2 separate regions of the Mus musculus genome follow, and region 1 is linked to region 2. The links are chromatin contacts, found by Hi-C or POLR2A ChIA-PET in ENCODE. All regions are on one chromosome and are shown on one strand. Each heading gives the region's core, a stretch centred on a gene start or an enhancer-like site at or near the end of the contact. The rest is flanking DNA. Distances are from core to core; before and after follow the strand shown. Region 1 holds the start of Cgnl1 (cingulin-like 1). Region 2 overlaps Cgnl1 (cingulin-like 1).

Region 1 (6,469 bases), core at 2,175-4,674, 110 kb after region 2:
GTGAGGCTAGCCTGTGCCCCGTACTGCCAGCTGGTCACTGTGCACAGCACACCATAACACACAGTCTGCAGATCCACTTCCCAGACTCAGGCTCCTTAAGGCAAGGACTGTATCCTGTCCAAGACCTTGGCAGGTGGGACAGAGCCTTGCCAGCAGGGATAGGCTTCTTACATAGTTGCTCAATGAGTAACCAAAGAAACATTAACACAACCTCTCATGTGGCTGGGCAGTAAATCCCAGCACTTGCTGAGGCAGGAGGATCTCAGCTAGCAGTGAGCCTGGGTGGTATAGAAAGACCCAGCTCCTACCACCCCCAGCCCACATCTCACAAAAGTGGGGATGGGCCTTGGCTTGGGGAGCAGAGGAAGGCGAACATGAGAAAAAGCAAAGTAGAGGAGGTTGCTGTTTTGTTTTGTTTTAAATGTGTGGGGTGAGCATGTGGAGGTCAGAAGACAACTTGCAGGGAGTCAAGCCTCTCCTCCAACCATGTAGGTTCCAGGGATCAAACTCAGGTCACCAGCAAGCATCCTTACCGGCTGAGCCATCTTACAAGCCCCAGTGGGGACATTTGATTGAACACTCCAGCAAGCTTCCCACTTCACGAAGACCACTCAACCCTGGTGCCACCCCCACCCGTACCCCTCCTCCCCCCCCACCTCCCCTTCTAGGGTCTCATACCCTTGTTTCATCATAATGACAGTGCCAAAGGACTGAAGGAAACGTGTGCTTGGGTGTTACCCAGGGAAAAATACTCAGTTTTCAATTCCCTTGAGCTTAATGTTTCTCCTTGGGTGCCAGCCTCTGTCTATGTCTCTGCCCTTTAGCATTAGGACCAAAGAAAGGACAGAAGGAAGGGAAGGAGGAAGAGGGCGGGAAGGAGGGAGGGCGGGACGGAGAAGGGAAGAAGGAAGGGAGGAGTCAGTTGAGCTTTTAAAAAGGTTAACTGCATCTTTTAGATAAATGAGTTTCAGAGGAAAAGAACTAAGAAACACTTTAAATTCTGTCATTCCTCATTCCATCAACATGAGAAAGTAACTTCACACACACACACACACACACACACACACACACACACTTACAAAATAGAAACCATTATACTAAGTGGATGGTTCTAACACAATCACAGCTCTCAGCACAGACCACCTTCCTGGAGGCTGTACCCCTTCCCCTGGATGAAGGGCACCCCACTCACCCATTTCTTCTGGTCAGGTCAGAACATCACAAGTGCTCTCCCAGGGTGGGAAGTATTGTAATAAATCTGCGCTCTGTGTGGGACAGGGCCAGACCACTCTCCCATCTCTCAGGCATCTGACACTTTCAAGGTGGGCCCTGTTCCCCAGGTGAGAAGGAGGTTCACAAGTGTACACCAGTCATGTTGATGGTCTGGCATGCACGTATGCATTTGCACACACATATATACATATACATACACACTCTGCGGAAGTTGGAGGTTCTGGGTTCAGGGGCCACCCTGTGACACCACACTCTCCACAGGCAGGCCATTGCTATGTTGGTGACTCCTCAGTGGTCACATTCTAGCAGCTGACCAGTGACAGGAGAGGGCACCGTAGTAGGAGGAGAGGAAACAGGACAGGCCAACGGGACAACACTTTATCATTTTTCATTTTCAAAAATCAACGTCAGTCTAGCTCATGTCAGAGATCAGAGACAAACACCCTCCCCAGGGCACCCATAAAGGGACATCATCCTGATACTACAAAAAGACAATATACAGGACCATCGCCTAAGGAAAAGGGAAGTCTGATTAGTGGCCACGTTGCAGCAACCACCAGGAGACTTGTGAGAGCATACTTGGAATACCAGAGAGCGTTAACTTAGAGATGACTGTTAACCCAGGGACAACCGTCTTGTCCTAAAACACGTGTGACAAAACGTCCCATAAAACATATGTGACAGAAAACCACCGGATTCAAACAGATGTTCAGCCTTCCCATTGTCCTATCAATCTTAGGTCACCTGACAGGCGATTGAGCTGAGCTCTGCCTTGGTACTGGAAACGCTAACCCCCTAACTCAGGTGTTATTTATTCTATCAAGGAACATACACATGGCTGCTCCTGAGGACGCGAGCACACATCAAAAATAACTAACTCACAAATGAAACCCTTCAGGGTCTCTCCACTCCCAGGAAAATCCCCACGTTTATGTAACACAAGTGCTTTTGTGTCTGTACACACGTGCCTGTGTAAGGAGGAGGTCTACAAAAGCTCACCAAATCCTAAGTGTTCTCTTCATCTGAGACACTTTTCCGAATCACTTGGTTTTCCCTGACAGGACTATATAACCTTGACTCTGGCAATGACTTCAGAATTTAATGCCCACACTCCAACCTCCTAAATAGAAAGTGCCCCCGGAAATATTTACTGTAAATAGAATTAGGAACAAAGAGAACTTTTATTTTTTAAATGGCACCACCTGCGGTCTAAGGTTAGCAGGCTGCGTCCACAGGCTCCCCTGGTGGAGAGGTGGGTCAGGAGCCTGAGCGCTCTGCTCTTCCAAACTTGGCTGCACCCAGAACCACCCGGGGTCGCTTTTTAAAAGTTCCCACCGCCGACTACCCCCAGACCCCTGGAGTAGAGATGTACCCAGGGTGGGGGTGGGGGGCGCGAGGAAGGTGAGAATCTTTTCATTGGTTTTGATTTAAATCTCACCAGGTGTGTAGCCCACTCTGCAAGCCAAGTCCTCTTTAAAAGAACTCCTACAGTATTTTGAGCAGGGTACTCGGCGTTGGAAGGGTTCTTGGGGTAAAAGGGCACGCACACAGTAAATATACAAAGTTCTTAAAAAAAAAAAAAAAAGTCTCTGTAAGTCCAACACCACAGCCAGGCACCTACCTTGAAGCCAAACGGTGATGCAACTTGGAAAAGTCCCTCAGAAAGCGAAAAAAGTGCTCTCGTGGTTTAAGGGCTTTCGGGGTGACCTGCCTGGACAGTGCAGTGGCACGCGGGGCCAGGACAGCGGAGCGGCCACCAGCCTGTTCTAAGGAATGGCTTAAAGAGCACTGAGATCAAACACTGCAGGGAAGGGTTGGGAGTGCGGTGCTCCGTGGGGCTCGCCCGCAGCTGTCACTAGAGCCCTGTACAGGCTCGCCACCAACTGTCCGACTCGTCTGCAGTACTGGGCTCAGCGTAGGAGGCAGGAGCGCACCTCCAGCCCCGGGACTGCAGCCGCGGCGCCCGGATCCCACGACCGACGCTGAGGCTGAGCACTGCGCAAAGCTGCAGGAGCTCGAGCCTGTCGAGTTCCCGGGCACCGTCTGGGCTCCGGGGTCCCGCGCACACCCTCCGGGCTCCCGCTCGGAGCTCACTTACCGCCTCTGCCTCCAGGGTCCCGCTCCGGCAGCTGCCCGCAGAGCCGGGCCGGAGAGCAGCGGCCGCCGCGTCGCCAGGAGGCCGCGCCAGCCCCGCCCCGCCCTGCAGTCGCCCGCCCTCCCGGGAGGAGGAGCAGGCGGGTCTGCGTCCGGACCCTCCCAGCGACCCAGGACCCGGCGGACCGAGGACTGCGGCCCCTCGCGGACAGTCCCGGGCGATCCCTGAAACCCTGCCCCATCTGCGCCCTGAGACCTCCCTGCGCCCATACCAGCACCCCGTTCCCACCCGCAGCCACTCTCTTCTCTCTCTCAGCACCCCCTTACAACCCCTCCTCCAGGAAACTTTCCCTATTCCGCAATCCCACCCCAGATCTCAGTTTCCCCCCATTCTTCCACTCAGCCTTGTTCTGTCACCTAGAAGCAAATCACAAAAGGCACGAAGTGACAAAGTGACGTCTATAAGCTAAAGCTGGGCCTAGCTCTGAGGTCACCTGGCTCCTGGTAGCAGCACAGACATTAGAGACAAACTCTCAGGCCCTAGTTTAGTTAGTTTTCCAGGGAAGGTGGCATTACATTGCCAACTGGGAAGGCCAGGGTGTCATTTCCAAGTTCAGTTTCCTCCATTGTAAAGTGAGCGAGGCACTCACTCAACGGCTTGTTATTCCTGAAGAAAGGACTGCAGAAATGGCATGTGTCTTACAGTATTTTAATAAGTAAATGTTTACTGACAAACATGTTGAATAAAATCAACACTCAAAAATTCAGTCACTCAAAACAGTAACGTGAAAAGATTTCAAAAAGTAATAGTGATTATTTTGTAGGAAAACTGCAACAGCAATAGAAGAAAAGTTGCACAGTGATGAAACGTGCTTGTATTTATTTACAGAGCTGGAGAAATGGCTCAGAAGTTAAGATCTGTTTCTGTTCTATAAGATCTGGTTCAATTCCCAGCACCATCAAGACAGCTCCCAAAACCTTTGTTAACTTCAGTGCCAGGAGGATCTAGTGCCATCTTCTGGCCTCCTCGGGTACTGCATATATGTGGCGCACAGGTATACATGCAGGCAAAACTTGAAAAAAAAATATTTTCAAGTGATCTTTAAAAAGAAGACAAAGGAGGAAGCTATTCTCCCTGGACCCCTTTGGAAACAGTGGGTCTACCAGGCATGCTCCACGCCTAGTCAGCCGAGTATAGTTATGAATGCAACCTTTGTCCCTCCTCCCAACAAAAAGAAAGTAGTAAGCCTACTTAAAACATTGCACGTTTTTGTGAAACTTGATTGCTTAGTTCTCAAGTCTGGGCTTTGTAGATGATAAAACTGCATGAACAGTGTTCTCAACGGGACTGCTTGCCAGTGCAAAGACATCTGGGTTTTGGGTATATCTGGAATTAGGCAAACTGTAAGGGAGGCTGTGCTGGACGATAGAAAGGGTGTCATATAACACAGGCGCAGACACATGTTAACCATGCCTTAGACACCTCAAAATGCCTGCAGTGGAACCTGCACCTAAATGGCTCTGAACACCGGGATTGGCAGAACCGTACAAACCAGGAGGAGGCTTACAAGAGGAATCCGTGTGGGGAGGGACGGTCCCAGAGAGCGTCTAAAACTGGTAACCAGATGTGTTTCCAGAAACAGAAATAGGACCACAGGGAAAGAGGTATGTTTTTTAAAGATGTATTTATTTCATGTCTACATGTGTGCCTGGGTGTATATGTGTGCACCATGCATGTGCAGTGTTCACAGAGACCAGAGAAGATGTGGGACCTGCTGGAGCTACAGGAGGTTGAGCATCTGATGTGGGAGCTTGGGATCTGAACCTCTATTCATCAAGTGATATACTTATTTGTTTGTTTGTTTACTTATTTATTTACTTAACTATTTGGGGTTTTTATTTGGTTTTTCAAGACAGGGTTTCTCTGTGTCCTGTGTCTCTGTGCCCTGGCTGTCAAGAATTCTCTCTGTAGACCAGGCTGGCCTTGAACTCAGAGTGATCTTCCTGCCTCTGCCTCCCAAGTGCTGGGATTAAAGGCATGTGCCACCACTGCCCGGCTGCCACTGAGGTTTTATAGAACTGTGGGATAACTGTGAACAGCGGGCTGGTAGCTGGGCTGGTGGTAGAGAAACAACGTATGAGCAAAACCAGGTACTGGGAAATGAGTGTGTCGAGCCCTCACTCAGGGGCAGGAAATAGACAGCTCACCCGAGGGAGAAGTGGAAGGGTGTGGGGGCGGTGTCTGTGGCGGGGAGGGTAGGGACTCCTCCCTCGAGGAGGAAACTGAACCACCTGCCACCCGTCTATTCCCACTCAGACCCTTGAGAGCGTTTGCAGAAAGTACATGCTCAGCAAACATTTGCTGACCATAGAAACACCATTTACCCAGCATGCCTGACCCCTTCTTTCCCAACAGGTAGTCTAATGATTAAAATATATAAAAATATGGGGAGTAGATGGGGAAGCGAGGCGAGGAGCAGAATCTGCCTGGGCTAGGCCGCTGTCCCTGTCTCTGCTGTCACTACAGATATTCAAGCCCCACCAGCCTGAAGGGAGAGCAAGCCTGTGCTGTCAAAGCCTCTGAGATTCTGAGCCGCGCCTTTCCGGTATCTTTTCCTCGGTGGGAGACTCACAGGCTTGACCCTGAGATAGAATCTGAGAGGATTTTTTTTTTTTCTGGTAGAGGATAAGGGGGTTGTTTTGTCAGTGACAGCAATTTGCCTAAAGAAAAAAAAAAAAAATCAGGAAGAAAGGTAGGAAAAAAAATCATCTCTTTCCTCCTCCAAATTTTGTGAATTGTGTAGTGCCAAAATGTTCAGGCAACACGGGAGGCAGGAGCAATGTTGCCCAGTGGAAGGGGCAGAGAAAGGAGACTGCAGGGTGATGCTCATCCGGGGCCTTCACTTGGGAGACTTAGTGAATGAGGCTAGCAGAGAGCATTGTGGGAAGTGCTTTATCCCACTGAAGTGCTGAAGGAGCACTAGGGAGATAGAAGGGTCTCTCAAGAGCGCCCCAGAGCAGAAGTCTGTATCTGGAGCCTTGAGCAAGAGGCTGCCTTTATCTGAGTTGCCCTGGAAATGGAACTTTGAGATAGGACTTGGAAAGTCCTGGTATACTTAGTAAGTAACACCAGGAAAAGTGC
Region 2 (6,549 bases), core at 2,932-5,431:
AGGAAGACCAAAGTGTGGATACTTCCTTCCTCCTTAGAATGGGGAACAAAATACCCAATGGAAGGAGTTACGGAGACAAAGTTTGGAGCTGAGATGGAAGGACCATCCAGAGACTGCTCCACCTGGGGATCCATACCATAATCAGCTACCAAACACAGACACTATTACATATGACAGCAAGATTTTGCTAACATGACCCTGATATAGCTGTCTCTTGTGAGACTATGCCGGGGCCTAGCAAACACAGAAGTGGATGCTCACAGTCAGCTATTGGATGGATCGCAGGGACCCCAATGGAGGAGCTAGAGAAAGTACCCAAGGAGCTAAAGGGGTCTGCAACCCTATAGGTGGAACAACAATATGAACTAACCAGTACCCCCTGAGCTCGTGTCTCTAGCTGCATATGTAGCAGAGGATGGCCTAGTCGGCTATCATTGAGAGGAGAGGCCCTTGGTCGTGCAAAGATTGTATGCCCCAGTACAGGGGAACGCCAGGCCCAGGAAGTGGGAGTGAGTGGGTTGGTGAGCAGGGTGGGGGGAGGGAATAGGGAACTTTCAGGATAGCATTTGAAATGTAAATGAAGAAAATATCTAATTAAAAAAAATTGTGTATGTGTGTGAGTGTGTGCAAATGCTCCTGCACCCTCGTTAGTGTAGACAGACTCCTTAGAGCAGCGGTTCTCAACCTGTGGGTCACCATCCCTTTGGGGATCACATCTCAGCTATTTTCACTGTGGTTCATAACAGTAGCAAGATTGCAGTAGTGAAGTAGCAACAAAAGCAAAGGGACTCTATTGAAGGTTTGAAGCCTTAGGAAGGTCGAGAGCCACCTCAGAGCTACACTCATAAGCATTTGCGAATGGCCCAGTGTCAGTGCTCAGAACAGAGCTCTGGTCCTCTGGGAGAGCGCAAGCACTCTTAACCTCTGAGCCATTTCTCCAGCCCCGAAACCTACACTTCTTGGAAGAGATGATGGAGAGCCTCGACTTTCCAGAGCAACTGGTGCTGTGCAGAGATGAGCCTAAGGTATTTAAAGGGCAAGTCAGGCTTCCCGGCTGGTTCATTCATTAAACACCTAGGCCAGTGTGTGCGTCTGGTGAACTAACGGTGACTAAGGGCAAACAACATATTTGAATGTGCTGAGCTGCTGAATTTACACTGCCTTTAAACTCCTTCACACTCAACCACGTGCTCTAGTTACTCATTTAAAAGGCGGTAGCAGGGGTGAGGGGCAGAGAGTTGGGGGAGGTGTGCAATTACTGTGACACAGAAAGACCAAACCCCAGTCTTTGTCTGATGTCACCGAGAGTTGCAAATAATGACTGCTGGCAAGTGCCACTTGAGTTACTCCACACTTCAGGATCTTCTCACTAGCTTCTGGGACAGGATGACTCATCCACTTAAGACAAGCACAAAGCTCTAGTACAGCACACCAATGGCTACATCTGGAATGTTCTGCTTCGTTGAGGGGCTGGCTACCCTTTCCTTTCAGAGCTCAGGTACCACACCACACTCCTCATGGCCAACAGACAGATGGCCAGGGCCTCTGGGCTTGTCCCAGTGCAGAACCAATACACAGACCTTTCGGGCTTTACTAATTAACAAGGCCCCTGCCATAGCCAGCTTTTGCTTCCTTCCCGTCTCCCTTTTCTGCTGAATGAGGGCAAACAGCTGAGGCGTGGAGGCCTGGAGGCCAGGGGACAGAATGCTGGCTTGTCAGTTCCGTGCCACTGGCCACTCCACACTCCAGTGTGTTAAGGCTGCAGGAGCTGGGCTAAGAGGTGCCCCATTCCCACCCCCACCCCAGCTCAGCTTACCTGCTGGAAGGCTGCTCTCTCTCCACAACACAAATGTATAGTTGTTCTCCTTGGCCCAATGACAGCCTGGACCAGTGATAATAAATTCCTTGCTCACGCTAAGATGTAGGAAGTCACACCCCTTATACTGTCTTCAGGCTCCCCCACTCACCCAAATGATGGTGAGCTATTTAGTAATTTTAAAAAGCCTGTATTAGGCCGGGCAGGTGGTGGCACCCTCCTTTAATCCCAGCACTCAGGAGACAGAGGCGGGCAGATCTCTGTCTACAGAATGAGTTCCAGGACAGCCAAGGCTACACAGAGAAACCTTGTCTTGGAGAATGAAAAGACTCCCTCCAGTCCTTTTCTAGTTCTCTGTAGATTTTACTGTCAGAAGTTTGTGGTGGTTTGAGCTCTCATGAGCATAAGAATCATCCGGTGAATGCTCACTCTGTCTCAAGGTCTAGAGTGAGGCCTGGACGCTGTCTCTAACAAGTCCAGGGTCAGGCTAGTGACGCCCATGTCACTGGCCTCTCCTGCACTCTATCTGATCCGGGACCCGCTTTGGCCTGAGATCACCTGGTCAAGTCCTTTATGCTTGCGAAGTCCCAGATGTTACAAGGGAGAGTTGATTCCAAGGCCAAGATCCCTGAGCCTCTTCTGAAGTTTCCTTGTGTCAGCTGTGGCCTCCAGACCAGACCCTGCTAGTCTTTTTATGATGACTCTGGGTAGGTCTTGAACTCACATCAGCTTCCTTTGTAGCATACAAGGCCAGCCAGTCCAGCTGGTTTCTGTGTCCTTTCTGTTCTAATAGTCTAAGGGCCTGGAAGGAACTTGAGGAAAGCAGGCAGTACTAGGCAATCACAGAGCTGGACTTGACCTTCTAGGACACTCACATGGCATTTCCACCTGCCGCCAGGTCTCAGAGTCCTCGCCACAACACCTAGAGCAGAAGACAGCATGCAGCTTCTTGATGCTACAATATAATGCTATAATGAAGTCACCAGCTCATTGTCTTCTTCTTCTTACTAATTCGTTATCCCTCAGGCTAAATAGACAAAGCTTCCAGAAAACTGTATTCAAATTCTGTGTGCTTGTTGCCCAAGTGGTCGTTTCCCCACATACAGAACCACTGAAAAATACTTCTTGCTATCTCTTTATCTAACTTAATTATTCCAGGTTTTTTGTTTTTGTTTTTTTTTTTTTTAATAGTAACTCATGATTACGTAGCTTAAAAATGTAAGTGGTCTCCTGGAGCAGGCAGGATGGCTCAGTGGGTAGAAGCTCTGACAAACTGAGTTCAATCCTGGAACCTACGCAAACAGGGAAGGAGGGAAGCAGCGCCACAAGGCTGACCTCTGACCTCCACGCACACAACATGACACCTCACACATCACAATCACATGTTACACACAATGATAAATGTATATATGCAGGAAGCAGGAAAATAAAACAGAGGTTGGACTCCCAGCTGAGATTAGCTTGGTCACTGACAGACCACAGGACCTTATGGAGAGTCACAACACAGCTGGCTGCCAGTGCTTATGCTAGACAGGTTGAGCAGGATTTTTGAAGAGGATAAGTAAGTCCAATACACATGTGTACACACACACACACACACACATACACACACACACACACACACACACACACACACACACACAAACTTGTTTCCTTGTAAAAATAAGTTATGTTTTACTTTAAGAGGATAAAAAATCCCCACAAGATTAATTCTCAGAGAGACCCATAATTTAAACACAGATCCAGACAAAAACTATGATAATAAATCATCCTAATATTTGGGGCTAGAGAGATGGCTCAACAGTTAAAAGCACTGGCTGCTCTTGCAAAGAATCTGGATTTAATTCCCAGAACCCACCTGGAGGCTCACAGCTCTCTGTAATACCAGTTCCAACTGATGCTCTCCTCTGCAGGAACTGATATTCATGGACACACACCAACACTTGCTCACAAACTGTGCTTGACACAGGCTGTCGTTTAAACCACATAATAAACACATTCAGATATTCAAGATGAGAATAAGAGTAACTTCCATTAAAACCCTCTCGACCAAAATAAAGAAAACGTTGATTTTCCCCAAAGGCCCATGTGCTCAGGAGTTCGTGCCTAAATGCATGATTCTGTTCATGTGAAATTTCCAGATGAGAGACATAAGAGACATAGGCTGGTGACTGACAGAAGATGGGGGGTGGGGAGGGAGGGAGGGAAAGAGGTGGGGGAGGAGGGGATAAAAAGAGCCTCATGTCATATCTTTAAGACACTTTTTCATATTCTCCCTCCCAAAGAGGGCTGGTCTAAGCTAACCTTATGACCAACATATGAAATATCTGATTACAGAATCCAGCATCCCCTGCTGTTAGCTCCAAGGAGCTGCCTGCGGAAGAGGCTTCGCTCAGACAACGCCATGCTTCTGAGCTTGCGTCACCAGGAAAGAACGTAAGGGTGGAAGCAGGAAAATAAACCAGGGGTTGGACTCCTGCTTGAGATTAGCCCGCTCACTGACAGACCAGAGGACTTAAGGAGAGTCACAACACAGCTGGCTGCCAGTGCCTATGCTAGACAAGATGAGCAGGATTTTTGAAGTCCAGTATCCCATACTGATGTGAGTGTCCCTCCAAAACAAACCAAAGGTTCAGCCTGGAGCCACACAGGTCTTCAAAGCCACCACGTTACACATCCCCCTTCCCCACAGATCTTGTCACCTAGGAAAGTGTATCTTTTGTCTTCTCGCTCTGTTGCCACCACATAGCCATAGATGCTGGGGACCAACCAAAGCAGTGGAAATCATGCAACTTTTAAAATTCAAAATGTAGGGCTGGGGTTGTAAGCTCAGTTGGTAGTGTGGTTGCCTAGCATGCACGAACTCTGGATTATATCCTCAGCATTTCATAAACTGGGCACTGTGGTACATGCTATTAATCCCATCACTTGGAAAGTTGGAGGCAAGATGATCAGAAGTTCAAAGTCTGCTTGGGCTACATGAGAGCATCCCCCCCAAAACAAAACAAACAAACAAACAAAAAAACCCTAAACTAAAATGCTTGCACCATGGCTCTCAACCCAGAAGCCTCACTTTTAAATGGGGGCTTCTTAGCACCCTCAAGTTAAGACAAATGACCACTCAGAACATTGCCAAATTCTCTTTTTTACATCCAAGGTTACAGCTGGAGAAAGGAAATGAATGTCAATTGAGAATCAAGATGCTAGACCAAGGCTGTTTGCAAGCTTGAAGGCTGAGTCCTACAACCCCTGGGGTTAACTTACATAACAAGGGTGCACTTACACATATTTCTCACTTTAACTTATTGTGGCAGTTCCCGGGGACAGAACTGAGAAAGCAACTCCTACCAGCCTCAAGAAGTTTTCTGGACTCCTTGGAAGCCAGCCTGCAGGGGGGCAGCAGCCAGCTCCAACCCAGCAGCCTGGAAAACAGCACCAGGGCTCTCCTGGCCCAGGTAAGGCCACCTGCTCACTCGGAGGTTTTGTCTACATAGCAATGCCACAGAGTCACAGTTTGGTTTCCTTAGAAAATACAGGTGGCATTCTATTCCCTGCACAGATCAAGAGAAGTGAGAGACAAGAGTGCCAAATGTCAAATCGCTAGTCGCTGTGTAAACAACCCACAGCGTCCAGGAAGGAATTGGTGTGCACACCCAGTGCTACAGAGCATGAATCACAGACTTCCTGTTGGGCAAGGCCTTGAAGGAGGCAGGTGACTCTGGCCTCTGTCCCCTTGGGCCAACCGTTCCCAGCCAGGCTATAGACATGATTCTTATTCTGGGTAACAAAAATGCCACCTTCCTCCTTAGAAGAACTGGGAAAGGCAGAGGGGTGGAGAGAGGGCATCTAATCAAAGCACCCAGGGTCACTCTAGAGTGGCTTTGCAAGGCCTTTCTAGGGCACTCCCCCCAAGGCCACTCTACAGAACAAGCCCCTTGAGTGCTGACCAGAGACCCCATGAATGTGCTACCCCCACTATTTCCAGTTCTTTCTGCCCTCCTGTTCCCTGTCCCCTTGAAGTCGAGGGTGACCATGGGATTGGCTTTGCTCCCTCTTCCCCCAACATAAAAGAAGTGGTCCTGAGGAAACCCAGTCAGGAAACCCAGTCAGTAAAGTGCTTATTGTCCAAGTATGAGGGTCCAAGTTTGATCCCCTCAAACCTAATTAAAATAAAAGAAGCTGGGGGACTGGAGAGGTGGCTCAGCAGTTAAGGGACACTGGAGGCTCTTCTAGAAGACATGACTTTGTTCCTAGCACTTCCATCAGATGGCTCACAGGCATGTGTAACTCTAGCTTCAGAGGTTCTTCTGGCCTCTGAGGATACCTGCACTCATATGCAGACACCTACACACACCCACACACAAATAATAAATATATAAAGTTTTAAAAGCTGATAGGAGATGAGGAAGGACAGGTAAAGGGATGGGGAAAAGGGCCCATGGAAAATTAACAAGGGAGCGCTGGGGAGGATCCCCAAGGGCTAGGATACCAGGGTGGGGAGGAGAGGAGGGAAGGGTGAATCACTAAAACATACTTTGCTAATTTAGAAAATAAAAGTCTCCAGCTGGAGAGATGGCTCAGTGGTTAAGAGCAATGACTGCTCTTCCAGAGGTCCTGAGTTCAAATCCCAGCAACCACATGGTGGCTCACCACCATCTGTAATGGGATCTGACACTCCCTTCTGCTGTGTCTGCAGACAGCTACAGTGTACTCATATACATAAAATAAATAAA

Evidence for each region. Hi-C counts contacts between places; a loop is a spot of excess contacts on that map. ChIA-PET counts read pairs that join two places held with the same protein, here RNA polymerase II (POLR2A).
Region 1: a loop to region 2 is called in a map of heart, with 2.2 times the contacts of the local background. The contact joins the promoter of Cgnl1 here to the enhancer-like site in region 2. A Hi-C loop is called at or near these places in 1 of 37 maps with a recorded cell type or tissue (heart). POLR2A ChIA-PET finds 5 or more read pairs at or near these places in 1 of 5 experiments (Patski).

The regions. Positions count from the first base shown.
Region 1 is chr9:71,768,178-71,774,646 of GRCm38, forward strand. It overlaps Cgnl1 (cingulin-like 1), which reads right to left and starts at 3,425. Exons shown (of 19, transcript NM_026599.5): 1 at 3,332-3,425.
Region 2 is chr9:71,662,395-71,668,943 of GRCm38, forward strand. The region is part of intron 8 of Cgnl1 (cingulin-like 1); the gene reads right to left. Among named protein-coding and RNA genes, the nearest start is that of Myzap, 73 kb to the left of the region's middle. Within about 2 kb of position 4,182, at least 1 of the 3 ENCODE cell types and tissues checked has a DNase peak (open chromatin) inside an H3K27ac peak, as active enhancers do; it is heart, where a contact is called at or near this core.